Regions from separate parts of the Mus musculus genome. Here all the other regions are linked to region 5. The links are chromatin loops, found by intact Hi-C in ENCODE. Cell type or tissue: heart. All regions are shown on one strand. Region 1 holds the start of Gm8273 (predicted gene 8273). Region 2 overlaps Chd7 (chromodomain helicase DNA binding protein 7). Region 3 overlaps Chd7 (chromodomain helicase DNA binding protein 7). Region 4 has its middle 19 kb from the start of Gm8273. Region 5 has its middle 19 kb from the start of Gm34428. Region 6 overlaps Chd7 (chromodomain helicase DNA binding protein 7).

The links. Hi-C counts contacts between places; a loop is a spot of excess contacts. Peaks named below come from ENCODE experiments on the same cell type or tissue, not always from the same donor. Only the 100,000 strongest peaks of a DNase experiment are listed, where the experiment ranks them.
Region 1: it touches region 5 in a loop (3-fold over the local background); 3 of 42 quality-filtered maps call a loop at or near these places.
Region 2: it touches region 5 in a loop (2.7-fold over the local background); 15 of 42 quality-filtered maps call a loop at or near these places.
Region 3: it touches region 5 in a loop (4-fold over the local background); 6 of 42 quality-filtered maps call a loop at or near these places.
Region 4: a loop joins it to region 5, with 7 times the contacts of the local background. A loop is called at or near these places in 16 of 42 quality-filtered maps.
Region 6: a loop joins it to region 5, with 3 times the contacts of the local background. A loop is called at or near these places in 9 of 42 quality-filtered maps.

What each region holds. Positions count from the first base shown.
Region 1 is chr4:8,644,994-8,649,993 of GRCm38, forward strand. It overlaps Gm8273 (predicted gene 8273), which reads right to left and starts at 2,464. Exons shown (of 1, transcript NR_168732.1): 1 at 1,970-2,464. In heart, no CTCF peak of the experiment used is centred here; DNase peaks (open chromatin) are centred at 2,208, 2,538 and 3,468; H3K4me3 peaks cover 2,580 bases; H3K27ac peaks cover 2,261 bases.
Region 2 is chr4:8,847,720-8,852,719 of GRCm38, forward strand. It overlaps Chd7 (chromodomain helicase DNA binding protein 7), which reads left to right. Exons shown (of 38, transcript NM_001277149.1): 24 at 3,077-3,166; 25 at 3,535-3,638; 26 at 4,959-5,000. Among named protein-coding and RNA genes, the nearest start is that of Gm46842, 61 kb to the right of the region's middle. In heart, no CTCF peak of the experiment used is centred here; a DNase peak (open chromatin) is centred at 2,952.
Region 3 is chr4:8,823,566-8,828,565 of GRCm38, forward strand. Chd7 (chromodomain helicase DNA binding protein 7) reads left to right here. Exons shown (of 38, transcript NM_001277149.1): 9 at 1,897-1,980; 10 at 2,644-2,781; 11 at 2,878-2,999; 12 at 3,319-3,562; 13 at 4,667-4,843. Among named protein-coding and RNA genes, the nearest start is that of Gm46842, 85 kb to the right of the region's middle. In heart, a CTCF peak has its summit at 2,902; no DNase peak of the experiment used is centred here.
Region 4 is chr4:8,663,882-8,668,881 of GRCm38, forward strand. No RefSeq gene overlaps it. Among named protein-coding and RNA genes, the nearest start is that of Gm8273, 19 kb to the left of the region's middle. In heart, CTCF peaks have their summits at 1,714 (motif pointing left) and 2,972; a DNase peak (open chromatin) is centred at 2,980; H3K4me3 peaks cover 334 bases; H3K27ac peaks cover 734 bases.
Region 5 is chr4:9,025,197-9,030,196 of GRCm38, forward strand. No RefSeq gene overlaps it. Among named protein-coding and RNA genes, the nearest start is that of Gm34428, 19 kb to the left of the region's middle. In heart, a CTCF peak has its summit at 2,761 (motif pointing left); DNase peaks (open chromatin) are centred at 2,785 and 3,535; H3K4me3 peaks cover 1,591 bases; H3K27ac peaks cover 2,922 bases.
Region 6 is chr4:8,834,538-8,839,537 of GRCm38, forward strand. It overlaps Chd7 (chromodomain helicase DNA binding protein 7), which reads left to right. Exons shown (of 38, transcript NM_001277149.1): 16 at 4,014-4,224; 17 at 4,888-5,000. Among named protein-coding and RNA genes, the nearest start is that of Gm46842, 74 kb to the right of the region's middle. In heart, a CTCF peak has its summit at 3,027; a DNase peak (open chromatin) is centred at 3,094; H3K27ac peaks cover 1,096 bases.

The sequences.
Region 1 (5,000 bases), 380 kb before region 5:
AAAAAATACCAAGAAAATATGTGTGTGTCCCAACTGATTTTTTTTTTTTTACTTATTTTATGCATATGAGTACACTGTAGTTGTCTTCAGACATACCAGGAGAGGACATCAGATCCCATTACAGATGGTTGTGAGCCACCATGTGGTTGCTGGGAATTGAACTCAGGACCTCTGGAAGAGCAGTCAGTGGTCTTAACCACTGAGCCATCTCTCTAGCCAGTATCAGCTGGTTTTAAAACACTATTTGGGGAGCTGGTTGCTCTTCCAAAGGACCCAGGTTCAATTCCCAGCACTCCCACTGCAGTTCACAAGCCATTTGTAAGTCCAGTTCCAGGAATATAACACTTCTTCTGACATGGTGAGCATGTGGAAGAGAGAACAAGTTTAGAAGACTCCATTTTCTCTTCTCCCATGTGAGTCCTGAGAGTCAAACTGAGACTACCAGACTTGGTAGCAGGTGACTTTACCCACTGAGCCATTCCATTACCCACTCAGCTTTTTTATCCCTATACTGTAATGGCCGAGGAGGAGGGGGGGGGGGGAGGAGGAGGGGGGAGGAGGGGGGAGGAGGGGGGAGGAGGTAGCAGCGGTGGCAGCAGTGGCCAGGGCTGCCATTAAAGGAAGCTGCAATCTTTTACATTTTCCCTTACATTTCTTATCGCTTCCATTTTCCATTTCCGTCTCCTCCCACCCCCCAGCACAGATTTAAGGAAGGTCTGTAAAATAAATTTATTTAGCACCAAACCTCATTTGGGAGGAATCCCTCTAACAGGAAATGAGCTCATGTCTCTTGAAATGAAGCGTGTCATTAACTTCATCTTCTTTTCTGGAGGCTTCTGTTCCTGCTTTTGTCATTTCCATGTCTTTAATTCTCATTGAGTATTCAATTAAATGAAACCAGTTATTTTATATTTTGAAGAAGGCATGAAGCTAAAACACCATTTCATACAAGCCTGTTTTAACTTCAGAGTAATTTTCCTCTATCCAGTTTCTTGATAAGCAAATACTGAATTTATCCTAAGTTCTCTGAACATTTTCCATTTATTCATATCTTATTTCCTGTGTTTCTCTTTTTCTTCATTGTCTTTTCACTCCTTCATTTTAAATAAAATCTACTACTTTGATACTTGGAGTAAAAATAGAAAAAGTAGTCACTTTTATTAATTTATGAAGTTAGGAGGCACAGTGTCAAGTTTCATTATCGCATTTCATACAGACATACCATACCTTGTTATTAGTCAGTGTTCTATCTAAACTATTCTTTTGTTTTGTTTTGTTTTTTGTTTTTTTCGAGACAGGGTTTCTCTGTGTAGCCCTGGCTGTCCTGACACTCACTCTGTAGACCAGGCTGGCCTCGAACTCAGAAATCTGCCTGCCTCTGCCTCCTGAGTGCTGGGATTAAAGGCGTGCACCACCACGCCCGGCCCTAAACTATTCTTTATCTTATTGTTCCAGCACCTAGGAGACGTCTTTAGGGTAAAAGAAAATCCTTTCACTTTGCTCAGAAACGGGGCTACTCTTCAAGCTTCGGTACTTTCTAATTTCCCTTTATTCCAATATTGGACTTAAATGATTAGAAACACGATTAAAACAAATTCCATATAAATTTTTTCAAAAACAATACAATAAGTGTCATTTCAAGGGTTTTTTTGAAAAGTCTCACCTGTTCTAAGGATTTCAGACACAAAAGGACATCTTAAAATTTTAAATCTAGAATCAGAATCAAGGTATTTTAACAGTATAAACAAACTCGGAAAGCTATTCGGTCTCATTTCAATTTTACCCACGTAGAAAACAAGCATTAAGAAATAAACCTTCTTCTATATCTACACCACACACACACACGCACACACTTTTTTTAATAGACTAGTTAATTTTGCTTAATTAAACGAACTGTCACAGGTTCTAATTAACCTTAAAGACAAAACGAGTTGTTTTTACAAGTTGGCCCTTGTGAAATCCCTTAATATCCATTTTAAAAGAAATCTTTAATGTCGAACACAACAATTTTATTTTTCCTGTTGAGGACCGTATAATTTTTAAACCGCACCTCGACGCCATCGCCCCTATCCGCGATCTCAAACAACTTAGCGTTCCCTTTCTAGGGTCCCCGATCGCCAGGCCCGGGCCGTCCAGTGCAGGGCCTCGCCCGCACCATTTTGACCCGGCAAAGGCGGAACCTACGACGTGCAGCATTCTGGACGCCTCCGCCAATCACAGGGACCGGCCGGCTGCGGAAGCCGGGCCTCCTCAGGCTGCCCGGGCCGCCCGCTCGCTCGGAGCGCACGTCGCGGCGGCTGCGCGGCACTGGCCCTTTAAGCCCGCGACATCCGGGCACCGCGGGCGGCGGCCTCGACCAGAGCCCGGAGGTCCGCGAGGCGGGCGGCGAAGGCAGGAGGGCTCTCGGGACGCAGCCTCGCCTGAGGCAGGTCAAGGACGCCCGAACGAGGGTCGCGGACGCTTCCCCGCGGGGCCGCGCCGCGCGTGTCCGCACCGCTTCCTGCGCGCGCCCTGGGGCGGGGCTATGCGAAGCTAGCCAATCAGCGATGGGCATCCTGGATCCGCCCCCCCCGAGCCCTGGGGAGGGCGGGGCCGTGGGAAGGGCGGGGCGTGGGGGACCTGCTAGCGGAGGTGGGGAATGGGCTGGGAGGAGCCAGTGGTGCGGGCCCGGGCTGCGGGTGCTGTCTCAGTCCGCGGCTTAGCAAACCTGGGGCACCGGCCGTGTTCTTAAGCGATTCCCCAGAACCTTCCACGGGCAAAAATCGGGAAAGTTTGCACTCACTGGTAGAGTACGACTATCTTCAGTTTCAGTGTTTTGAAAGTGGATGCATAGTTTGAATGCGGTATTTATTAAAATTGCAAGTTGGTCACTCAACTGTTTAAATACTGGAATTGGAAGAAACAAGCGCGATACTTTTTTAAAGCAAACACGTTTCTATGATATAGTCTTCTCGGGGGTCGGGGATCTATTTGATCAAGATTCTGTGTCAACTGTTCGATGCTCTGAGTTGGTTTGTGGGCACCACAGGCGTGTTAGCGGAAGATTATTTCTAGGACTCACGGTGACCAACTCCTACCCCAAAAATCTCATTTCTCGTCCCTCAACGAGAACGCTGGAGCCCCTACCTATCTATCTCACTGCTGGTCTTGGGTTCCGAGTATTTTTGAAGAAAAAGAAAATAAATATTGTTCGGCTGTGCAGGCGACTCTGCATCCTCTCGCCGATCTTGTCCCACTAGCCGTGCGCCCTCCTGCTTCCAGACCACCTCTGTTCTGAAACCCAGGCGATTTCACTTGGAGGCTGAACATCTCTTTCACATGGAGCTCAGCACCGATCCTCAGACCTAGTTTCATATCTCAGCCATGACATCTCTACTTGGTCATCAGCCCCTCAAGCCAACTCATCCAGCCCCAGAATCCGTTTTCGTCTGCTCTTCCGCTCAGGGCTCCCTCCGGTTCGGTGCGCGCGCCCGGCGTTTCCACCCGGATCCCCGCTGTTACCTGCTCACTGCGCGTGTCCCACGCTTCAACCCTTCCCCCACCACTACAGTGGACTAAATGGGTGGTGCTCCTTTTAATCCGATCACTTCCCTCCCGTTTAAAATCTTTTAAAGGAATCGTTGTGGCCCTCAGGATAAAAAATACCTTCTAAAAAAATCCACTCAGTGCTCTGTCTGCTGGGTTTTTAGTGCCAGGTTCGATCCTAACCTTTACCCTGTTGTACTCAGTTTGACATTGTTTTCAGTTTTCGGTGCGACTCTCCAGGGGCTGCCGCACCTCCCTGTCTCCTGGTCTAGTGTAGTGGCTTCCTTCTCTTCTCCAAAAATGAGGATTAGAGAATCCGTGCCCTTAGCCCTAAGTACCGCAGTGTGCTGACCTCTCTTTTGGCTGTTCTACCCAACTTCATTTCCCCAGTAGCTTCCTGCTCACATTGTTCCGAGTTTCTGGGGTGATCTTGGCAGTATCTGATCAGAGGACAATAACCCTTTTAGCATACACACTGATGGCACAGAAAACCAACAAATAATCAGTAGCCTGGTTGGGTTGTCAATATATTTATAATTGCTATATTTTTCTTTTTAGAATGCTGGGTTACAAGTTTATAAGAAATTTTATATATACATAACATGATACAAGTTTTAAGACAAGTTTTTTTGTTTTGGGTTTTTTTTTTTGGTTTTTTGAAAGATATAAGTTTTAAATTAGTGTGTTTTGTTGAAATTATAAATCTCTTAGCAATGACATGTGTGGCTTATAAAATGAATTTCGGATTGAAGCTTAATGGTCAGAAACACTTATTTTAGCTCAGACTAAAAGTTTAAAACTCAGCTGAAATGTACACCCTTAATTATTGAGAGAAGAAATGGGGGGAAACGTTAGTATCAAGCTGAGATTCTAGTTCCTTGCTTGTAGCTCCTTGTGCAACAACTATCGATATGTTAAGAAACTGCCTCAACATTGCAATTAAAAAAATATTCGGGTACTTTTAATACTTTCCCAAAGTATTAAATAACAGTATGAACTGTTATTCTAACAAATTGAAACTCTCGTTTTTCTGTGCTAGGTCTCAAGTCTCAGATAGCCATGCTTTCAGCAGTGTATTATTTTTAAACATGGTCCCACTATTCACTTTACAGGAAAGTTAAACAAGAATTCTTTGTGGAACAATGGAATATTCAGAGCAGTGTTCTCAGGCTGTGTGTTGTGACTCCTTTGGGGTCTAACGACCCTTTCAGGGGGTCTCCTAAAACCATTGGAAAACGCTGGCTTTTCTATTACAATTGATAACAGTAGCAAAATTGCAGTTATGAAGCAGCAACGAAAAGACTTTTATGTTTGGGAGTCACAACATGAGGAGTTGAATTAAAGGGCCGCAGCACTAGGAAGGCTGAGAGCCCCTGAGAGGACAAGGGATTTAGGCAATAGCACTGCGGTTGCTCCTTAGCCCTGTGATGGCTTTCTTTCAACAGTTCAACCAACCTGTTGACTTTGTTACACTT
Region 2 (5,000 bases), 180 kb before region 5:
GAGTGCCCCGTGCTTGTCACTGCCATCTAAGATGGACACTCAGTCATCCAGTCCATCCTGGACTGGCTGCTGCACGGTGAATACCCCACAGTATTCATCCCCTATTCTGATCGTTTCATTTGGTCTGGCACCCATGCTTCGTCCGTGTTGTAGGTAGTGTCAGGATCCTCTTGTCCGATAAATGCTATTAAGCTCTGTGTACACCTTACTTTGTTAATCCTTTCTCATCCTCTAGTGGACATCTGGACTGTTCCCACGTTTACCTGTTACAACCTCGCTGTGGAATTGTAGATGATTGGTGTGGGGCTAACGTGTGGTAGACAGACAATTGCAGGTCCTCTTGTAGGACTCCACCTTTCACTGACTGCTTCCATCGTTAGCACTGGGGAAGTCACATGGCGCTTTTTGCTTTAGTTTTGTCTCTGTTGCTGTGTAGACCCAGCTGGCTCAAAGTCACAGAGCTCCTTCTGCCTCAGCCACCTGAGTAGCTAGGATGGAAGGGATGCAGCTGTTCCATTTTATCTCCCGCTTATCCACAAAGACGAAGGTCTCTAACGAGAGTAGTTTACCTAAGGTTTCTCAGTTCAGAACCCAGTGGGACTTGGTGGCACACTTCCTTTCCCCCATGCCCACCTGACCACAGAAGTCTGACTCTTTGCCTCCGGGCTCTTGAAAGGGTCACCGTGATCCTTCAAAGCATTTGGTGTCTGTGGAACTTGTTACTGTCCTAGCATGGTGTTTCATACTAAAATTGTAACCTGATCATCATAGCTCTCAGAAAATGTCCCCGTCTTCATGGTTTACCTTGTTTTGGGTTAGTTGCCTTCTGGGTTCAAGATTCAAACAGAGGAAGTTAAATGGTTTAATGTGACATGCCAGCATAGCTGTGGTAGTTTTTAATTCCTAGTCTCCTGTCAGCAGCAGTCTTCATAGGGAGCCCTCTGCAGTTAGGACACGTGGTGGAACTGGGGCTCTTTGAATATCTCTTTCAGTCTCAGAAAACCACTGTTGATACCTTCTAGCTTTTCTCTGGAGTGGAAAGTGTCCCATTGTCCTTGGCCTGTAGACTGTGCCTTGAGATTCACTCTTGTCAAATGTGAAGAGATGTTGCTGTTAAGGTAGAAAAGTGAGGCCCTAGAAGGACATCGTAGAGAAAAGATGACCACTGCTCCTCACAAATGGGAAGCTTGCAAGACCAGACAGATGAAGGAAGCCGAGTGGGGGATGTTAGTCCCGTGTGCAGTCCTGGTCTTTGGGTTGCAGTCACTGGCAGGATGTGTGAGAGAGTGTGGACCAGCCCCAGGGGCACGTTAGCCACCTTGTCCCTCCGTCACGGAGTGGACTCTCTGAGAGTGGGAGCTGTGTCCTGGCCATCCTTTCTCTTCCTGGCTTTCCCTCTAGAAGAAAAGGAGATGCTCACATCAGTTCATAGAAAGCTCCACACTACTAAACCTGCCCCGAAATGGAAGTCTGTGTTTTCTACCAAAAGGAAAAGAAACCATTAGGCTCCCTGCCTTCGAGTCAAGGAAAGAGTCCATCCACAGGTAGAGGAGATTTCCTTTGGAACTACTGTTTCTGAGCACCCAGTGTAAGAAAACACTGGCCTGCGGATCCTCTAGCCAGAGGAAAGCAGTGCTAACTCCATGTTCCTTATTGGTTCAGTGTGGCAAAGTCAGTACCTGAGCTTACCTGTTACCAGGAGAAAGAAAACTGAAAAGAAAAAAGGCATTCCCCAACATGACTGCATATCTTGGCATGCATTTTAATATTTGCAACCTTGCAGCCTATCCAAAACCTATGTTGGCCATGGGTGGACTCTTGGGGTAGACAGCGCATCTACTGATGCCTGGACAGGACTAGTCTGTTTTAGTAAGACTGCCCCTGCTTGTCATTTTGATGTCTTAGAGGCAAGTCGCCGCATCTTGGGAGACCTAGATCTGCATGCTTGTGCTCAAGGTGTCCCTGTGACCTTGGGTATATAACTCGTCCTCTGTTACCAACAGTGTTCACATCTGTAGTGTGGAAATGAGAACTTGCCCATGTCATCACAGGTTATTATGAAGACCAAGTGAGCCAGTGTATATAGATGAGAAACATTGGTACAGGGGTGTTATACAGTTATGTGACAGGCTTATTCAGCTAGGGAAATAACACTGGAAGAAACCAACCTTCACCAAGAAGGTCATCTTCAGGTGTCAATCAATCCCATATGCACATATGGGCTGTAGTAAAGACATGACCTGTGTGGTATACCAGGTGAGTTTTATTTGTGGGGGTGGGGAAGTCACATTTTAGCCATTGAGGAGACACACCCAAGATGGAAAATCTGGTGGCCTGACAGCATCACCAGTTTTTAGTGCTGATTCATTAAAAATGAGTATCAGTGAGTTGGATAATTTTAATCTTGTAGTGTTTATTATTTTTAAACCACAACTAAGGTCCCCTGATAATATAAGTAGAAGTAATAGAAATGTTTACTGTTCCCTGAGTAGGGTAAGGACCCACCCCCTGCCCACTACTCTCACCATCTTCCTTTCTTGGAAGCAAAGTTGTATAATCTGAAAAACCTGACATTCCATATTGAGGGTTTATTGTAAGGTAGTAAAACCAGATTTTATATCTCGTTTATTCCTACAACTTCTGATGTGCTTCCAAAAATGGTATTAAGGCAGCAGCTGAGGAAATTTTATGAGATAATGAAGCAGAACAGTTACTGAAAGCCATCTGCTCGGTTGTTTACAAACTTGCTTCAATACTTCAGAGGCAGTGGTAGGGTACGTGTCTAAACTTCACAAGCTGCACTAGGTAGGTCTAAGTGAAGTGCGCCTGGGCTGGGCTGAGCTCACTCCCTCTCTGTGCAGCGTGAGCGGTTGCCAGGCAGGCCTGTTGGAAGCCAGCAGAAAGCACCACACAGAGGTGATTATGTGGCACCATCTGTCACGCTTCAAGCCTACCATACAGCATGGCTAATCAGGGTTGGCAGTATGATGGATGAACAGCAGCAGCTGCCAAAAGCCACTGTTGGCAAACAGCACTGAAGTTAAGAACTTTTCCCCCCCTCTCTCTTCCTCTCCAGGGTCCTGCTGCGTGTCCGCATGCTGTACTACCTAAGACAAGAAGTGATAGGAGACCAGGCAGAGAAGATCCTCGAGGGCGCTGACTCAAGGTTGGTGCAAGCACACGTTTGTTCAGGCCTCCACAGGCCAGCCCAGGTGGTTGGGAAACTCTAACTCCAGGCTTGTGCTCAGAACCCTCCCCTCGCAGGAGCTCACCTCCTTTCTGTGTTTGTCCTCTGGGCCTGGGGATGGGAGGAAGAGGAGGTCAGGGCCATTTGCATGTGCTTGGTTGTAAGAGGGTGAGAAACAATGGCTTCTGACCTAGCTGGCATACTTTGTGATGAGGCTCATTTCTGGCTACTGACCACTGCCCCTTCCGTGCTGCCGATTCCTTCCTACATGGTGGGTGTTTACCGTGTAGGACTAGGGTTCATTTTCAGTGCTCCTATTTAAAGAGTGCTTCAATGCTGTCTTCCAGTGAAGCAGACGTGTGGATCCCTGAGCCATTCCATGCTGAGGTTCCTACAGATTGGTGGGACCGAGAAGCAGACAAATCCCTCCTAATTGGAGTGTTTAAACATGGTAAGGGGCCTTTCTGTTTGAGCGCATCTTGACTGTGTGGCTTCATCTTTATTTAGAACTCTTTGCGTACTCTTTTCCAAAGTCATAATATTAATGAGGACCGTTCCAAAGGACTCTTGGCGCCTACCATTTTTCTGTACTAAAAATCTAATATGAACTGTAAATATCAGATGCTGTTTTTGAATGTTTGTTGAGTGTTTGAGAAGAAAACATTTCTTTCTTGGCTGTAAACAGAAGTCAAACCATATTTGTTTTAGTAATAGCCAAGTCGTACCGTAGCATTCCCGAAACTTTGCTTCTGGAACGGTTGCCCTCGCTAACTCTGCCAGCCCGTGTCAGAGTGGACGGTGGTCTTAACCTCTGCTATTAATCTGGACAAGTGCCTCCTGGGCTTTGTTCCAAGCAATATTTCACAAATGTCAGTGCTGAGGACTCACGGCTCCCCCGAGTGGGATGTAGCCTTGTTAACTTTGAAAGGCTGGGGATGCAGAAGTGCTGTGATATATACAGTGAGCGACTCCTGATTATAGTCCCAATTGTCTGGAGGTCCTGGAGGTATTCTCAGCCGCCCAGCCTGACTAACGGGGAGAATGATGGCTTATAAAGCCTTTCATGATTACAGTTTGGCTTGCGGCTCTACGGCAGTTAGGAGCGGTGTGTTGTAGTACACATCCTAATTGAATTGTGCTGTTGCTCTGTGTACTCCAGCCGTGTTCTGTGAGCCCGGCCTCAGAATCACTTCCCTGCAGTGCACTGTTGGGATCTGCCATTTCCCATCTAGTCAACTTGGGCAGTCAAAAAGCAAATTGCAGTTTGAAAACCATAGAGGGAACAGTGTCATCTTCCTGACATGCAGCATCATAAACCTAATGAGACAGGTTCGCTGGCCTGCCTTCCATACACGGGCATTTTCAGCCGCCCATGTGAGTTCCTGCAGGACCAAACCTACTGAAGGTGGGGGGAGGGGGGGCCTGGAGAACCCCTGCAGAGGTCATAAAGAAACGTTAGGAAGCCTTTTAAATGTCAAGCAAAATTAGATGTTGGGGAAGAATAGGGTCAGAACCCCTCCCTGGCATCCTGCAGTTATCCTGAGCCCTCTCTGTCTGTGTTTGTGGTGAGTCAGTGGCACAGCCAGGGTATAGGGGCCACAAAAGCTGTCCTAAAGTGCTGCACCAAAGCAAGGTCTGTTTAGCTCGCCACAAATGATGTCTGGGAGACAAGCTGGCTGTGCTGTGGCAGGGGCTGTGGCTGTGTTCTGACAGTGACGGGTCTTCCTTTGTTGTCACGCGTGTCCTCTGTGTGCTGGTGGCTGTGGCCCAGGCTATGAGAAGTACAATTCCATGCGAGCTGACCCTGCACTGT
Region 3 (5,000 bases), 200 kb before region 5:
TCCTGACTGTGACTCAGTTCTCTCTCCTGGGAGAACGGTAGCAAGGCTTTTTTTTTTTTTTTTTAAGAGTAGTCTGAAAATAAACCTGTGTGTTTCTATTTCCTGTGCCCCTTTTTATGAAAGTTAAGCTAAAATGTTGAGATGCTGGGTGACCAGCATCAGCAGAGAGAGGACCCATGTGTCCTGTTGACCTTCTGTGAGGCGCAGCAGGAGGGAAACCAGGAAGCTCCGTGGGCTTTCCCTGTCTGTAAATCAGGGCCCTGTTCATTCAGTTTACCTGGACTCTGGCTCCTGTATTCACTCCTTAGGGAACTGTGCCTGGCCCTAATATACAGCCTGTTTCTCTGAACCTGCTGTCCACATGTCACTTGCATCCAGGATACAAAGCACCCTGGTAAAATGGCAACTTAGAAATCTTAGTTCTATCTGGAATCTTAGCAGGAAAGAGTACAGCTCTGTGCACCCCTTCCTGACTCTGTCTAGGATCTCTGGCTATGGCTGCTGTTGCAGTCTTTGCTGAAACTTAGCCTTCCTGACTCTCCTGAACCTACAGTCTACTCAGAAATAACATCTAGGCCAGGAAGCCCATCATATGCCTATGCCACAGAGCACTGGAAGAGGGTGTAGGAGAGAACACGTTGGGTATTGGCTATGAAAGCTCATGCTGGAAAGACAGTGGTCTTACAGAGGGCCTTTGTCATCCAGGACTAGTTTGTGGAGTATTTTTACGGCTTGTGTTGTATATAAATAATATGTACGTGCTAATTGCCTAAATCCAGCACTTTTGGCAAAGCTAAATTCATCAGAACGTTAACACTTTAAATCGAATACACTGCCGTAGTGTATTCTTTTTCTTACCGCTCACCTCTGAGGAAAAACGGAAGGCAGCAGAGGCATTTTTTTTGTGTCTGTGTTGTTTGGTTCATAGTTCATAATCCAAAGCACCCAGGGTGGACATTTTAAGTGGGTACAATAGCCAGAGTGACAGAGAATGAGGTCTGATTGACTCTAAGCTGCCTTTCACGTGTAAGCATTACAGAGTGTTAACTAAGCTACTCTACAGCACGCGTAACTGTGTGTCTTTGTTTCTGACTCAGATCAGAACCTTCACAGATGTAGGTTTCTTAAAGTATGACGTGGCCTTTAGCTTTCATGGGAGCAGCAGTCTGTTCTTCCGTATGAACCAGAATCTGCTTGAAGCGTATTCTAGCCTCGTATTCTTTCTAAACAAACATTGTTAGAATATTAGTTAAATTAGTTAGTAACTGTGTTTAAGGTTACTTTGGATTCTTTTACCTAAACACTCACATTCAGTACAATTAAGTTATTGGAATGTTTAAGATTAATGGGACGACTGTTATTCTATGTGAGGTGGTGATATCGGTTGGCAAAGATTTCCAACCATCCCGACCATGCTCACAGACCAGTGTGAGACCTGCTGATTTCAGGGTTGGTGGCTTATGCTAACATTCTGTACGTGGTGCTGTGCAGCGTTCTTAGATGCGCTCACTAGCTAGTATGTACTGTGTGTGGCTCTGACTCTTCACTGCAGACTGTACTTTCAAGAATGCTAAATGTATTGCATGCCATAGGCCTTTTGGATTGCCCATTAGTGAATTGTAATTTCACACTTCATTTGAAATATTCTTAAACATTCTCTCACAGTAGAAGGCTTCACACAGTAATTAAAATACTCAGTTAACAAAGTCTGAGAAGTTTGATTTCCTCACAGGGAGTGATTTTGCTAAATTGTAGCATTTCAATTAATATAATAGAAGATGTCAAATACAAATTTTGTGTTGCTGTGACCCAAAATCCTGCCTAGTGAAAAGTGAACTACTGTTTCTCTGGAGACAGGAACGAGACTTTAAGCCTTTTCTTCCTTCTTGGGAACAGATTGAGGATGACCTTTTTAATCCAGACTATGTGGAAGTTGACCGGATAATGGACTTTGCACGTAGCACAGATGACCGGGGCGAGGTAACAGAGATCATTTGTGTTACCCTGGGTGGCTCACATGTGTTGACAGAAGGGACAAAATCAAGGTCTGAGCCTGGTCAAAGCCTCCACTACCAAGCTTCTAGTCTGTGTTTAACTGAAACGTTAAACACAGAAATCCTCCTTCCCTCAAGGAGAATTCCCACTGACTCAGAGCACCCAAAGTGTTTCCCCTTCAGTCTTCCAGACTCATATTCACCATTGTAAGTGACTGAGAGCAAACAGGATAGTTTTTCCCTTGAAGAAAAAACTTGTCTGTTTTTCACTCTGCAGGCAACTATTCAGTTATATAAACAAATAGCTTACTATAATAAATCCAAATCATGTAATTGAGTAATTAGATTACATAAAAATTAACCTTTGATTTGGCTTTTTGGTATTCATTAGCTACTCCTTAATATTTGGTCATGAACCAATGATTCAGATAAAAAGCTCATTTTTTTTTTCTGTTAATACCCAATAATCCACTTTCTAGTATACACTGGAAATGACCACTTTCAGTGCTTATAGTTATAAAATGTGGGCAGTTGAGTCTTCCCAGTGCTGGGGGTTGTCTTGGTCAGGGAAGCAGAGCTCATGTCTTTTCCTGAATATATAGTATTTGGTCAAATGACTTTAGTTCTGATTTGTTTGAACCTGGCCCAGCCTGTGATTCACTACCTGGTGAAGTGGTGCTCACTCCCTTATGAAGACAGCACATGGGAGCTGAAGCAGGACATAGATCAAACAAAGATCGAAGAGTTTGAAAAACTCATGTCCAGGGAGCCGGAAACCGAGCGTGTGGTGAGGACTGGCTCTCGGGGAAGGGTTTGATTTGGGCATAGCATAGTGGTGTAGTCACTGAGAAACCACTAATGGCATCTACTATATTTGGAACAGGAGCGACCTCCTGCTGATGACTGGAAGAAATCGGAGAGTTCCAGGGAGTATAAAAACAATAACAAACTCAGGGAATACCAGTTGGAGGGAGTAAACTGGCTACTTTTCAATTGGTACAACATGTATGTAAACATGCTTCTTTTTACTTTCAATAAATGCTGTAGCTCATATCCTTTGTGGTATTAAGAATATAAATTTTAATGCTGTAATACGTTTTTAAAATTCAACTGTTGGAATATACTTAATTTATTCACCAAATTAATCAATGGATCTATGTAGAAATGATATCTGTTTGCTGGGAACTTTTCTTTGAGATATATTTTGTTGAACTAAGAAAATAGCTAAGGTGGTATGGGGTATGCATTTATGGAGTGTATACTCTGTAAAAAGAGAGTGACAGCTGATAATCACGAAGCTTTCCTGTCCTTTTCTTTCCTAAAGGCGAAACTGCATTTTAGCAGATGAGATGGGTTTGGGAAAAACGATCCAGTCCATTACGTTTCTCTATGAGATATACTTGAAAGGAATCCATGGCCCCTTTTTAGTAATTGCCCCATTGTCCACGATCCCCAACTGGGAAAGGGAATTCCGAACCTGGACGGAGTTGAACGTGGTTGTGTACCATGGGAGCCAAGCCAGCCGTCGGACCATTCAGTTGTATGAAATGTACTTCAAAGATCCCCAGGTAAAGCGGTGGGGTGTGACCCCTGTGCATGTTGTATATGTTTTAGAGGGTTGAAGACTCAGATCTCTATGACCTGGGGATAGAAGCCTCGATTTCCCTTACTTGAGAAACTTGCTTGAGATTTCTTATCCAATGCATGTTTGAAAATTGTCCTACATCCATGAATACTGGTTTTAGCATTTGTCATTCTGATTATTATAAAGAGTAACTTAACATTTAAGACCACAAACTCTATAACATATTAGTAACCTAGTTCTATTTTGTATGCCTAAGACAATGCCACACACACACACACACACACACACACACACAAAAATGATGCTAAAATGTGACCAGGGGGGACATTTTATTGTCCTATGATCAGAAGTGAAAAAGTCATTAAGTAAAAATCCAAGTATGCCACAGAAGAGGGAGTTAGTGCTTGCTCGTGTAAGAATTGTTCTAATCTTGTCTTGTAGTTACCTGCTTGTAGTTATTACCTCTTACTGGCAATAAAGCATTATGCATGCATGATAGGGGATGGTATATGCTAAAACATGTGTAATCTTTAAGTAGTAGAGGCTGTTGTAGAGTTGGTAACAATACAAAGTGTGACCTATAGTTAAAAGATTAAAAAATATTGAAATCTGTTTTTATCTTTAGATTTGAGAAATTATAAGGCTCATCCTCTTTGGATTCTTTTTTAAATTTCAAATATTTTGGTATTTTACAGAAATGTTTTAAAAAAGAAAAGAAAAAAATTAAGTTAGAGAAACTTAAAAAAAAATTAACGTTACCTCAGCATTGAATTTCCTGTTAGGTTCTGTGGGCTGTGACTAGACTGGAGCACTTAATGTCACTTTATTCACATGTGCTCTCTAAGGAAATTTGACCCCAAATTTTTCTAGTACTTCACCAGTTTCTTTTTAAAAGGAAATGTTTCAAAGTCCTACTTTAACTAAAATAACTGTAACCAGAAAACTTGACAACAGAATGTGCCACCTAAAATACAGAGGTCTCCAAAGGGTTAAATACATATATTTTAGAAGCTTTTTTATGCTCAAATGTAGGAACATAGCCAGTCCTGTGAAACAGCTCTCACGTGCTGTGCCCCCCCCCCCCCAGGGTCGAGTGATAAAGGGGTCCTATAAGTTCCACGCCATCATCACTACATTCGAGATGATTCTGACGGACTGTCCTGAGCTGCGTAATATTCCTTGGCGCTGTGTGGTCATCGATGAAGCCCACAGGCTGAAGAACAGAAACTGCAAGCTGCTGGAAGGGCTGAAGATGATGGACTTGGTTAGTGACCGTGGCGGCTGCCGCTGAGTCCCTGCACTGTTGCCTTGGTCTCTGAGTGTGCTGCCTTCCTGACTGCTGTCTGCTGGTATCTCAGTAGAGCATAGTCATGATAATTTGAACAACATCAATTTCAAATATTTGCCATGTCATTAACTGT
Region 4 (5,000 bases), 360 kb before region 5:
TTCCTTCCTTCCTTCCTTCCTTCCTTCCTTCCTCCCTCCCTCCCTCCTTCCTTCCCTCCCTCCCTCCCTTCCTTCCTTCCTTCCTTCCTTCCTTCCTTCCTTCCCTCCCTCCCTTTCTGTGTTAAGGATGGAAGCCAGGGCCTGTGCGTGCTAAGGACATACTTGACCAGTAAACATCAACACAGTCTCTTCTTCTCTTTAAGTCTGAAAATTTTCTTTTTGTTCTTCAAGTCTCCTCCGAACCCTTCCTCAACTCTGAAAATGTATTCCCTGGTTCTCATTCCCGTCACATGAGGAGAAATCTCCATATACTTTCTATGTAATCCCTGTAACACAACTGTGTTTCCCCAGGTACATGAGACTTGTGGGGTCGGAGACTGTAGCTTATATTAATTTGTGCATCATTAGACTCTGACACAGAGCCCAACATAGCAAATATTGATTGACTAAGAAGACTTTTTTTCAATGCATAGTAGCACAAGTCTTTTAATTGAAACTATATATTTTCAGACAATATAGTCTGATTATGGTTCCCCTCCCCCAGTTCCTTTCATATTCTCCCCAACTCCCCACTCACACAAATCCACACCCTTTCTTTCTCTTTTCCTCATTAGAATACAAACAGGCATCTAAAACTAATTTTTAAAAAATACAGTGCCGGGCGTGGTGGCGCACGCCTTTAATCCCAGCACTTGGGAGGCAGAGGCAGGCGGATTTCTGAGTTCAAGGCCAGCCTGGTCTACAAAGTGAGTTCCAGGACAGCCAGAGCTACACAAAGAAACCCTGTCTCGAAAAACCAAAAAACCAAAAAAAACAACAAAAACAAAAAATACAATAAGATAAAATAACAAACAAAGCAGAATAGGACAAAACAGTCAAAGGGAAATCACAGGAAACACATGTAGGTGCAGGGGACACACACAGAAGCAAACACGGCAAAGGAAAGCACAATGTATATGCAAAAAAACTATACAACAACAACAAAAAAGAATAAAACGAATACTCAGACAAAGCACTAAGGAACAGGGAACCTACAAAACTGCCATTGCGTTCATTTTGTGTTGGCCTTCTACTGCTGGCCGTGGGGTTTGTCCTTAAGAGCGGTTTCTATACCTAGTGAGAGTCCATTGAAAAGGGTAAGTTCTCCTTTGCAAGTGCTTATAGACTGCATAGCACTTCTCTAGGGATGGGGAGCTTGAGTGGTCACCCGTCTTTAATCCCAGCACTTGAGAAGCAGAGACAGCTGTGTGTCTGCAAATTCCATGTCTGCCTCATTTACATGTGAGTCCCTGGCTAGCTAGGACAGTGTAGTACAAACCTGCATCCAAAATAGATGGATAGGTAGGTAGATAGATAGATAGATAGATAGATAGATAGATAGATAGATAGATGATAGGTAGGTAGGTAGATGATAGATAGGTAGGTAAGTAGATAAAGATAGATTTGGTCTAATTGGTGATAATTTAGCTAAAATTTTGGTTCATTATGTTCTTACAAACATTGTCATCTTTTTATACTCCACAATAAGTTGCTAATTTAATACTTATACTAATTAAAACTAGGTTTGGCTGCAATATTAAAATAATATTAGTATAAAAAATAGAGGGCTGGAGACATGGCTCAGTGGTTAAGAGCACTGTCTGCTCTTCCAAAGGTCCTGAGTTCAAATCCCAGCAACCACATGGTGGCTCACAACCATCCATAATGAAATCTGGTGCCCTCTTCTGGAGTGTCTGAGGACAGCTACAGTGTATTTACATATAAATAAATAAATCTTTTTTAAAAATAGAACATTTTGAGGCAGATGATGGTGACACAGGCTTTAATTCTAGTTCTTGGGAGGCAGAGACAGGCAGAGGCAGCTGGTTTGAGTTTGAACTTAGCCTAGTGAACAGAGTGAGTTCCAGGACAGGGAAGGCTACACAGAGAAACCCTGACTCAAATACACACACACACACACACACACACACAAAAAAAGAACATTTATTGTTGTTTTGTTTTATGAAATAGTTTTCACTATGTTGCCCAGGCTAGTCTCCAACTTAGAGGTTCAAGTGATCCTCCTGCTTCAGCTTCCACAGCTGGGATAATAGATACAGCCTCACTAAGCCTTGGCAGAAAAACAATGTATCCCAGCCCCACACAAATTCAAGGCTCGAGTGGGCTTTGGTTTTTTTTTTTTAAGAATTATTTATTTTATGTATATGAGTACACTGTCGCTGTCTTCAGACACGTTAGAATTGGGTATCAGATCCCATTAAGATGGATATGAGCCACCATGTGGTTGCTGGGAACTGAACTCAAGACCTCTGGAAGAGCAGTCAGTTCAGATGGCTTAGCCAACCTCTAAGCCATCTCTCCAGCCCCAAGAGTGCTTTTCAAATGAGTCCCTATGCCATGTCTTAATTCCAGATCTGTGATAGAGGGGAAGCTAAGACACTAAAAGTCAAAATTCAACACCTGCCTTGGCAACTTAGTGAGATGTCTCAAAATATTAAGAAGTAAAAAGAGTGGGGGGTGTAGCTCAGAGGGTTCAATTAGCATGCATGTTTTTCTTCGGTTTTCAGGGAGGGGCAGAGGAAAAGAGGGGCAGGCACAGGGGTGGGGTAGGCAAATGTAGATTTCAATGTATCCTTCCCAACTCTTACCCTTATCAGAAGGCCACGCTCCATACTTCTGGAGCATTTTAGCACAAAGCAGGTGAATACGTTTCCAGATACAGGTTTTCCTGTCTTAACCGGCTCTTTGGCCTTAACATCAGGATGAGACAGACATGGTATGAGGTAGAGTGGAAATAAAGGCGATGAGTAGAGAGAAGAGAACAGTGTTTACAAAAAATGTTTCCCGTTCTAGCACTCCATGGGGCCTCTGCCTGTCGCAGGCTGTGTTTTCTTTGAGCTGTGTCTCCCCTTAGCTTTGGGGGCTGGGCTCTCTTCCAGCGCTAGTATCAGACAGCTGCAGTTCCACCTCCAGCAGCTGGGGGGCTCTATTCCACCACGGCCCACTCAGAGAAGCGATTAATTCTCACCCTTTTCCTGTCACATAAAGGAGGTGACTTCAAAGGCCACAGAACATTCTTCTCAACAGTACAGAGGGTATAGACTGCCACCTGCCTGCCCGTTTGACACTAAGGGGGCCCACCCTGTGCTGCTCTGGCCATCCTTGTTGTATGAAGCTGATTCTAACATCAGACACCTTCCACCAAGACCTCAGAAACCCAGCTCCCTTCCTTAACTCTCTCTGGATTTTTTTTTTCCAATCTCCCAGAGTTTTGGAGCAGGCTGCTGGACATCTCCCATCTCTACCTAGCTGAGGACAGTGTCTCCTGCCCCTCAACTCCCATCCTTCTGCAAAAGGGCTCCCTTGTCTTCGCTGCCCAAGTTCCTCGTATCCAAATAAGGAAGCACACAGCTTCCACTGTTCCCGTTGCCACTGGCGCTTCTTGCTTAATTATCTGTTCTCTGGTTGCATTCTACACATCATCATGAGCCGAACATGATGATGTCATCATTGACCTCCAGATGACCTCAGTGGACAAAGACCTTAGATTCCTCCATTCCACCGGGGCACCATTGCCACTTCCAATAGTTTTCTGTCGCACTATACACTCTAGACCTGTCCTCATTTCTCCTTCCTTCCTTCCTTCCTTCCTTCCTTCCTTCCTTCCTTCCTTCCTTCCTTCCTTTCTTTTTTCCTTTCTCTTTTCCTTTCTTCCTTCCTTTCTTTCTTTCTTTCTTTCTTTCTTTCTTTCTTTCTTTCTTTTTTTCTACTTTTTTAGACAGGAAAAAAGGAACTCACTATCCTGGAACTCACTTTATAGATCGGGCTGGCCTGGAACTCACAAACATTTGCCTCTGCCTCCAGGGTGCTGAAATTAAAGGTAAGCACCACCATACCTGGCTCTATGTCCTTATTTCTTGTGACCATTCTGTTGGGAAATAAAACACCCACACTGCCATTGGACATTTAACTTTGTCTTGGGTGGAGCATGGTGGGTTTGTGCATGGCTTCCTTTGGCACAATGAGTTCTATACGGTTGGCACAATTACTATCTCTGCCTCACAGGTAGGTAAGGATGGAGGATGCTGGCCTTGGAGTTCTTTGGAGGTAAGAGATGAGCTCAAGGTGACAAAGTTAGTAGGCCACAGCTAGACACAACCCCAGCACCGTGAAGTTTCATCAGAAAAGCTTCCTGCTCCTCTTCAAGAAGATGGTCGTTCAGATGCTCTGGGCTTCACCAACAGCCTTCCTCAGGACCCATGTCTGCACTGTCTCGCCACATAGGGAAGTACTGGACTTTCAAATGGCCTCATGAACTTTTTATAACGAAACAGAACATACACAAAAGTAGAAAGAAATGTGCAGTGTTGCCTCCCTCCCTGGGTATTATAAGTCCAACATACATCAATGTATGGCCTCTCTTGTCTGTGCTCCACCATTTCTTCACACTGTTAATGCAAGTCCCAGAGGTCACGTCAGTTCGGCTTTAAGCATAGTTATGTGTGCATGACAATCCAGCCATCACCAAACAGCACCTGGTCTTATAAGATCAAAATGGAGCTGAGAGAACCCTGATACCTATAATGTCATAGCCACCCTAAAAGTCTTAGCACATTATATCACTCTTGTATTTGTGGTGACACTGATGTAAATATACCTACCGGTCAAGTGCAGGAAGGCCCTGGGTTTGGTCACCTGCAACTGGAGGGAGAAAGGGAGGAAGGGAGGGAGGGATAGATAGATACTATCTTGGAGAGAGGAGACTGTAAAGGAAGATTTCAAGTTCACAACCCGTCTGGGCTTCTTTGAGAATAATGTCAAAAAAAAAAAAAAAAAAAAAAAGAGCCAGGTGTGCTGACATACACCTTTAATCCCAACACTCAGGAGGTAGAGGCAAGTAGATATCTGTGAATTCAAGGCCATCCTGGTCTACAAAGTGAGTCCAGGACACCCAGGGCTCTGTTACACAGAGAAAAACTGTCTCAAAAACAAAACAAAAA
Region 5 (5,000 bases):
AGACACACAGAGACACACAGAGACAAACACAGACACAGACACATACAGACACACACAGACAAACACAGACACACACACACTAATATAAAACACACACAGACACACACAGAGACACAGAGACACACACAGACACACACAGACAGACACAGACACACAGACACACACACACACACACACACACACACACACACACACACACACACCACTTTAGAAATACTCAACTCTGGGACTTGATCTTGTCAGTCCCCAGGTTCGCAGCCTTTTTATCCCTGTCTCTCTAATTCTGTGTCCAAGGTTTGAGTGAGTCAGGATGTGAAGAAGATGTGCCTGATGCTTCAGCTCTGCCTGTCTTTTCAGAAGAAATAAGTAAATACCTGTGGAATGAATGAATGAATGAATGAATGAATGAGCCTGAAGCTTCTTTTCTGGGACCCACAACCTGCTCGGTCTGAATTTTGAATTCCTCCAGAGCCATACTTGTAGGCTGCCTTCCTCAGGTTTCTTGCCACTTATGCACAGGCAGCTTCCTTTCTTCTCAGGACTTGAGTACCACCCTGAGTGAGTGCCACCCTCAGTATCACCCTAAGTGAGTGAGTGCCACCCTGAGTGAGTACCACCCTGAGTACCGCCCTAAGTGAGTGAGTGCCACCCTGAGTACCACCCTAAGTGAGTGAGTACCACCCTGAGTGAGTACCACCCTGAGTGAGTGCCACCCTCAGTATCACCCTAAGTGAGTGAGTGCCACCCTGAGTGAGTACCACCTTGAGTGAGTGCCACACTGAGGGCTTCCAGGTAGACACTGCTTTCCCTTGGCCCTTGTGTATTCATGGCTTGTTCTGGATCACGTGACTAATGCATGCTCCGGACTTTTTCTACCTTTATTTCACTGCCTTCTCGTTCCTCTCTCCCCTTTCCTTGAGAAATTTCAAGAAAGTTCAGTGCAAACAATTGAGAAACTCTAACAGAAACCCAGGGCAGAGAGGGCAAAGGGCTAAGGAGGAGGGGCCAAGCCCGGTGCCTTCTCTTGAGACCCAGTGGGAAGGGCAGTCTAGGGCAAAGCCTCCATGGAGTCTTAAAAGACCAGCATGCTTCCTTTTGACAGCTGACTTGCAAAGAGTTAACCCTTTGAGGAACCGTCCTGTATGATTTGGCTACTGCTTTGGCTACGGCATGAGTGTGAGGACCTGTATTAGGCTAACAAGCTATATGGTTTGCTACCAGTTTTGACCAGTTTAGATATCACCGTTTTCCCAGAATACTATCAAAGTACCTGAGCAACCCAACTTCCTACTACCGGTTTCGAGATGAGATATTCACACAAAGAGGGGAATTCTGTTTTCCCAGAAGGGCTCTTGTCAGAACTCAGGTTCCAAAGAACCGTGGATTAGGCATGGAAGTTTCCGTGGACCACTTTTGGTTTGGGGGTTGGTGTGGCCGCAAATGCCAGGCTGTTTCCCAGCATCTCCCCCCACTACAAAGCCTAGTTTCTTCCCCTTGGGTTCCTAATGTACTTTTGTTATTTATATCTTTAATTGGGTGAGAGTACCCAGAATTGTAAAAAAAAAAAAAAATCTGAATAAGTAAATAAATTTAAAAATTAAAAAACTCCTAGTTGGTGATGTCTGACTTCCTGTGTTCATGTTGTTGCGCTCTTGTTGCTGTGGGTTTTTGTTTTGCTTCTCGAATGTTGTTGTTTTCCAGGAAAGCTGTCGTTTATCGTGAGAACAGGAGCAGCCATGTGTTGATTTTTCTGGATTCCTTTTGGCTACTGTCCCAGTGCTAATGAAGGCCCTTCCAAAGTGCTAACGAGCTGGTGCCAAAATCAGTTATGCCGAAAACAATGGAGAAGCGTAGTGTGCAGACAGCATGTATACCCCCATATGCACACACGTGTGCATGTGCTCGCGCGCGCACACACACAGATTTAAGATAATATATTCGTGTGCAACTTCCTGTTTGTGCAAATTAGACATAGCTGTTCGTGCAAATATGGCGTGCACGTTGGAACTTCACAAAGGAGAATGTGAGGGTTCCTTTAATGAAAAGACTTATATTTGGCTGCCGAAATCATTCCTTGCTCATAGGAGGAACAAAGTTTCTAGATTTTTCTGGGCACAAATTTTCTAGCTGGGAAGCTAGTTAAAATGTACATTCACGAACTTAAACAGTTTAAGGTGTAATATCAATGTGACTATAGATTTTATTTTCCTGAGAGGAAGATCCTGCTATAAGAACCACCAGGCACTGTTTAGTTTAGGTTTGGCCCCCCTGGATGATTTTAGTAAAGTCACCAGCATTGATCTTTGAGCCCTTTTAAGGTGTTATTTTGTCGCTGGGGCTCTCTCTGGCTTCCATGGCTTCTTCTTGCCTTCCTCTCAGTGTGTAATTACTCTCGCCTCAATTTGTTTACACAGCTTGGAGATGGGGACAGAGTTCTCTGGTGACCGTGCAACTGCAGCAATCACCGTAAAGAGAAGCATTTAGACGCTATAAAACCTAAACGCCCGGCATGCACCATTACATAGCAGTTACTGAAATTTAGCAAATTAAATTAAATAATTTAAATAACTTGATTTCAGGGATTTAAAAATTCATCTCTGTGGAATCCAGTAGTCAGTTTATTATTATTATTGTTGTTCATCAAGTACAATTTATGTTTTTTAATGAATCAAAATCCCTCTTCGGCCGCCCAGTCCACAGTAGCTCTCGGCACCCTCGATTGAGTCGGTATCTTCGTGCGCCATCTTCCGGCAGCGTCTAGTACCACGGCCGCGAGGTATCAGCCCAACCCTGGGCTGCGGAGTTGGGGGAGTCGCCGCGACTGCCAGGGTGGCCAAGTCTCAGTCTCTGCAAAGATTCACGGTTAGGACAATGCTCGAAGCTATTGAGTAAACTGCTCCCGTGGGCTTTGTTATTGTGGGTCACCCTGAAGCACGGGGACAGCCCGGAGAGACTCTGACTGTGGAGGCTGGAGGCTTGTTTTCTGTCAGTGGACGCCTGCTCTCATTCCCCATCAACGACTAGATGTGACTGACCTGCCATTTGTCCCACATCACCGGGAAGCCAGCCGTCCCTCCACAACCCACGGCTTTTCTCTGCTCCACCAGGGCTCCGTTCCAAGGGGCCGTTGCACGTTTAGACGCACAGCCCAGATAAAAACCTGTTTTAAATATTTTATTTCCCTTTCTGAAACAGTCAAAGCCATGTGTTGTTGGGATAATGGAGAGCTGCGCCTTGTTTTTAAGACTATTTTTACACTTATGTTCAATCTAACGATAGTTTAACAAGTAAACAACCATCAGATGATACTGATCGGGGTTGAAGGAGGGAAATCCTTTCCTAAGCAGCCCTTGGCGCCTTGGTTTGACTTATCTCGTTTCGGTTAAGTGCCACCTACGTCTTTCCCCACGTACCCTGGTTTGTAATCCAGTGCACCCACCCACGTACAATGGCTAATAATCCAGGCACCCAGGAAAGGAATCCTCTACCCTCTCGTTGGACCTCTTTCCTGGCTTCTAGGCAGAAGGCAGTGTGGGGAGCTGAGCGCCTGATTGCTTTCCCATTTAACAACTGGCTTGTCCCCTCCCCCACTACAACGCTTCAGCGGAGCAACAGATGGTGTTGGGGGCTTTTTTTTTTTCCCTGAGTTTAAGATGGTTCATTTTGTGCTTTCTCGGGAGAACGATGAAGATTAACTCCACTCCATCGTGAGCTCTTGCAAAAGAGCAAAAGAGAAGATGTGATATCTTCTAAAAAACTCCCACTTCATCTTGCCCCTGTGTGGCCAGTGCGTTCTTTGTCATCTTCAAGTGGAAGTCTCTTCTCTCTTCTTAAAATTAAATCCCTTTCCTCGTCATATCCCCCTGCTTTCTTCTTTCCTAGGCACACACTTTCCATGTCTGCACAGAAAAGAAATGTCAGGAAAAGTTGTCAGACAATTTATAATTCTGTACATGTTAAGTTACGGATCTCTGGAGATTTTGAAGGCTGTTTTATTCTTTCGAGCAAAAGACAAAACTCAGTATCGGCAACAGCAACAGGGCTGGAGAGGCTGCTTAGCAGGCAAAGGCACTTATGCCCAAGCCCAAGACCCTGCGCTTGATTCCAGAGTACCACATGGTGGAAAGAAAAAACAGACTCCCCAAAGCTGTTCTCTGACCTTCCACACCTGCACGGCAATACTCAAGCACTTCCCACACCCCCACACCACACCCCCACATCACCCCTACCCCCACACCACACCACACCCCCACATCACCCCCACCCCCACACCACACCCCCACATCACCCCCACCCCCACACCACACCACACCCCCACACCACACCCCCACACAAGAGAGGGCTTGACTCAGACTTACACATTAAATAAATAACATTTAATAGAGAACAGAAATCACACAAAGGGAAATATTTAAGAAAATCAGATTAAGGCTGAGTGTGGCGGCTTATGCCTATAAACCCAGATATTGGGAAGCTGAGGCAGGAGGTTGGCTATGAGTTTAAAGTCCACCTGAGCTATGGAATGAGACCCCTTCCTCTCTCAAGAAAGAAACAAACAAATAATACAATACAAACTGGCATGATAACACATGTCTGCAAGCAATCCTAGAATGTGGGAAGTTGGTTTTATAGTGAGTTCAGTATTCACCTGACCTACACCCTTAGGAAGAAAGCAATAATCAGACCGAGGGCTGATGGCATTCCTCTGTTGTATTACATTGAAGTAGCAACCGCAGACATAAAATGAAGAGATGGTACTAGGTAGTCTTGTTCCCAATAATACAATTATTTACTTACTTAAGAATTTTTGAGAGAGGCTCATAATATAGCCCCAAGCTGGTCTTTAACTCACCACCCTTTGGCCTTAGTCCTCAGTGCTAGTGTTAAAGGAATGTGTCATCGAGATCAGCCTCCATCCTTAAAGGTCTGAGCACCTTCCTCTAGCTGCACAATGATGTAAAAAGGCAAAACGAAACAAAAGGAAACAACACAAGAATCTG
Region 6 (5,000 bases), 190 kb before region 5:
TATGAGACCAGGATTTTGCCAGGCAGGACAAGAAAAAGAAAGGTCGCTGAGGTGAAGCCCTAACTCAAGCAAACAAGAGAACAAAGGGACCTTACCCAAAGTATAGCAGTGCGCGGCACAGAGGGACTGTGCCCCTTAGACTCAGTGGGCCCTGCTAGGAAGCAGATGGGGTCACATGCTACTTTGGCTCCAGACAGTGGGTGGAGGAAGCCACAGCTGGTGTTTGAGCTGAGCGCTGTCTACGTGCCTGAGGATGGACCTCAGTGGGTGGAGTTCTCACCTAGAGTATACAGAGCACTGGGTGGCATCCCAAAACACCGCATTAAGCCAGGTGTGGCAGCATCTTCCTGTCGTCTCAGCCCGGAGGAGGTAGAGGTCAGAGAATGAGAATCAGGACCGTTGTCGGTTATATAGAAACGTTGAGGCTAGCTAGCCATTTGGGAGGACGGGCTGAGGAGGGGCTGTTGTTCCTGAGAGCGTGCCTCAGAAATGAAAGGACTAGAGACTGACCAGAGCCAACATTCCAAAAAAGATGGAATGAAGGATAGACAGACAAGCAAGGAGAGAATGATCAGCTGAAGGGATATGGCTGTGATCTGGGCAGTTTGCACTGTGATGGCAGGCTAACCCGGGAGTGTTGAGGTCCGTGAGGGAAGGAGACAACCTCCCATTCCCCTGCCTCAGCATGCACCTGTCCACCACCCTGGATGTCCTTGCCAATGGAGGAGAAACAGTAGTATCCACCAGGAGGATAAGCTCAGGGTATAGAACCTGAGGCCATTGCTCTGCTGTGACATCTGTGAACTCCTGTTTTTAAGTAGTGTTTCAGTAGTGTTTGTTTTCTAAGAGAGCACCATGTCTGATAGTTGCCCGTCCACTGTGCTAGCTAACCACACAGTATTTATGAGCCCATATGGTGTCCACTAGCCTGTGGCTGAGTTGGGACTCAGGGAAAGTACTCGTGTATGAGGAGGACACACCTGACTATGCGCGCATACTTTTATTTCATAGCTTATAGAGAGAAAATAGATAACAGCAACCCCCAGCAGGAAAGAGGAGAAAAAGAGATTACATAAAGGACTCATGGTGCTGACGAGGCCTGTGTCACAGACGCTCAGTCCCATGACAAGGAGGACTGCTCTGAGCTTCCATGTCCTTCCTGCTCACTCTGGTTAATTGTATGCAGAGAGCATTGCCAAGGCTCCCCCCACCTCCAAAACATAGCAGGGGCCCTTTTCTGTATCTGATTTGTCTCTGGAGTCCCCTGTATAGATAGCTCTTCTTCTAGAGCCCCTTAGGACTCCTTGAGGTATTTGTCCTAATTGTCATGCCTTGAGGTGAGCTCTCTTGTCCTAAGAATAAATAACACAGTGACTGTTAGGGAGGGGTTCTTGTACCCATTTTTTTGGAAAGTTAAAAAAAAAAAAAAAAAAAAAAAAAACATGTACGTTAGGCTCCTAGCTCCAGAGACAGTGAGACAGTGTATCTCATGGACATCTCAGGGATTGGTCCAGGGCCCCACTGCACACTCTTATCCAGGCTTATCCAGGATCTGTAACTGAGCTCTCATGGAGTTATGGCTGTGTCCAAGTGGCACCCGCAAGAAAGTTTAATCATCCGTAGTAAGCTGTTATGAACTAGTCGTAAGAGAGGAAAGTGCACCAACTGGCCTAAACTTCTATTCTACAGAGCATGTCTTTGGAAAAGTAGGAGCAAATCTGTACATTGGTGGGAGTGGTAAGATAAGCTTAGTGGGAGAGAACTCTGGATGGTGGGAGTACATGCCATAAAGATGCATGTGGTTGAAGAGTGTCTGCATATGGTAGCCAGAGTCCCCGGCAAGTAGCAGCTCTCTGTGGAAGGAGGAAAGCTCTACTCTTCTTTCCAGTTGCCTTTGCTCTGCATACAAGATGAATGCACTACCAGCTGCACTTTAACTAAGTAGTTGAGTTTATCATAACCCATATCCAGTTGATGTTTTCAAATCTAACCTCAAAGGAAATCTTTAATTGCTAATTTTTAAATTTTGTCTTGTGATACATGGGGCAGAAATTGCAACTGTCTCCAGATGTTTGACCCCGGTGTTCACGTCCCATCCCATGACTCACAACTGCTTATAACGCTGTCTTGGGAGGACCTGATCCCTCTGGCTCTGCAGGCATCCACTCTCGAATGCACACATGCACACGTATGCACACACTTTAAATTCTAAAAGTTAAAGGAAAGAAATTATCAGTGGCATCAAAAAGGCAGGAGTGTTGTTTTGCTGCTTCTTAATAAATTTAAAATTTTATAATGTGAGTTTAGATTTCTCTTTGAATTATTTATGTTTCAATTTTTCACTAAAATAATTCCAGCCTGCCTGACATTTGCTTTCTCAAAGTGAAAGTCTCATTTTTAAAAGACAATTCCTTGATCATTAAGTGGTTTTAAACTATATTACACTTCATTTTTATCCCGGGTTGTATGCCTCATAGACAAAGAATACCCAAATATCATAGGGTTAAATTATTCATTTCTAAATCGTAAGCATCTTATGAGCATTATACAAAAGAGTAAAACTTACTAAAAGATATAATGTGATAATTCACTGTGAGTCTCTGTGTGAGCCCAGGAGAGCTTTCTGAACCTAGTGCCTGCCAGGTCTCCAGACCGCAGGCCTGGGGACACCATCACCTTTAGTCAGGGACACTGTGGCTTCTGTCCTTAACATGGCATCTCCTCCTTATCTTTCCTTGGTCTGTTTCCACACTTACAGAACTAATCTGAATCTCAGCTTTTTGTTCTTGTGGAAGGCGACTAAGGGTCAGGCCCTTCCGAGAGAGTTGGCATTTTCTGCCCGGTTCACTTTGTGAAAAGGTCGTGCACCTGTGGAAGGCCTGGCATTCGCTCCAAACATCAAGTGGCTTTAATCTGCCCTTGATGATTCTTAACTCATCTAGTGTTCTCTGTATGACCCCATGGGGACAGCCTCAACACCACCTTAAATGGAAGCAAGACTGTCCTTCACTGGCATTGTGTTGCCTGTGGAGGTGCCATAAGCCGTTACAGTGGCCTTCCTGACCCAACCCGACCTTCAGACGCCTTTGGGAGATTTCTGTAACCCACATCGGTACGTCACATACAGTGGGAGGAAGTTCCTGGCACAGTATAATGGCAGGAAGTGAGTGCTTGGGGTTAAACTTGGTGTGCTTTCGTTCTCAAAAGCATCTATGATAGGAGAAGAGTGTGAAACCCAGCCCTGTGTACTGGGGGCCCAGAGGCCAAGGAGGGGGCCAGATCACCTCTGCTTCACTCCAGCCAAAGGACTGGAGCATTGAGAGAAGCCTACCTGCCGCTGCCTGAACCCACAGCACGATGGAGGCCGTAGCTGTGAGCCTTCCTCCTCGGGGACATGTCCTTCCACTGAGTGCTCTACCGCACTCTGTGAGCCTTCCTCCTCGGGGACATGTCCTTCCACTGAGTGCTCTACCGCACTCAAACTTCTGCACAGTGTAGAACATCGAGAAAGGGGACTTAGCCAGGAAGCCATAGGTTGCCTTGGTTTTCATCTTTGGAGGGTTTGGGCATTGCTGTTTTTGTTTTACTCAGCTGACACCCCCTTCGCCTGTAGTTCAGGCTCTAGCTTTTCTGTAGGTATTTGGCCCTTGGCTTGTTTTCGACACCTATGGCCTAACAGTCTGTTGTTGAAATCTGGGTGTGTTTTGTTTGGTTGGTTTTGGTTTGGTTTTGTTTTGTTTTGTTTTTTAATATAGTCAGCAAACATTTGGTGGCTGGAAAATGTGGATCTCTCTCCAAACTGCCTCAGTATATGGAACTTAAAACTTTGGTCCCTTTTTAGGCCTGTGGTTATGTGTGGATCTAACTTGGAGTAAGCAGGTGGCTTCCTGCTCTTACATGTGAATGGGATATTCTGATTTTGCCAGTTTGCTGTGGGTTTTGAAAGCAAATCCATTGTTTTTAGTAATAAAAACCTCTTACAGTATTCACGTCATGCCATCCAATCTCTGCAGGTGCTGAAGAGAAAATTTTGGAAGAGTTTAAAGAAACACACAATGCAGAGTCTCCAGATTTTCAGCTCCAGGCAATGATCCAGGCTGCTGGCAAGCTGGTGCTGATTGACAAGCTGCTGCCAAAGCTGAAGGCTGGTGGCCACAGGGTGCTTATCTTCTCCCAGATGGTGCGCTGCTTGGACATCCTGGAAGACTATCTCATCCAGAGACGGTGAGGCCACTGCATAGAAACAACAGAGAGAGAGGGCAGGATGCGGTGTGAGTCACCTAGAAGTGACATTTACAGTAGAGGTGGCAGAGTGGGAACAATATATCACACACCCCCCCCTTTCAAAGCCACAGTTATATATAAGGGCATCTTACATGAGAGCAGGGGGCACTGTGTACTTTTTTTTTTTTTCTGAGACAGGGTTTCTCTGTGTAGCCCCTGGCTGTCCTGGAACTCATTCTGTAGACTAGGCTGCTCTTGAGCTCACAGAGATCCACTTGTCTCTGCTTCCTTAGTGCTGGGATTAAAGGCGTTTATCACCACCGCCAGGTATATGTAGGTTTCTTTGTTTGTTTGTTTTATGCTGCATACTTTTGTGAGCAGTTTTTCTTCATTTCGTTCAACTTGGGGAGAAGAGTTCTTACTTAAAATTAAAATGTATTTTATCAGCTGTTTTTAGAGTTTAGCTGTTTCCTTGAGGAAGTAAAACAAAACTTTAAATCTTGAGTGTTCTGGCAGTTGTATGGAAAACACTCCTGATTTGAAGTATTTATGCTAAATCCTTCTATTATGTGAGTGCATATTCCATATTGGAATACTTATTTGAAAGCAAAAATGAGCGAGCATATGGTAGCTGTGGGTCAGGCCTCCGTGTTGTATTTCCAGGTACCCATACGAAAGGATTGATGGCCGGGTCAGAGGCAACCTCCGCCAGGCAGCTATTGACAGATTCTCCAAACCTGATTCTGATAGGTTTGTGTTCCTCCTGTGCACACGGG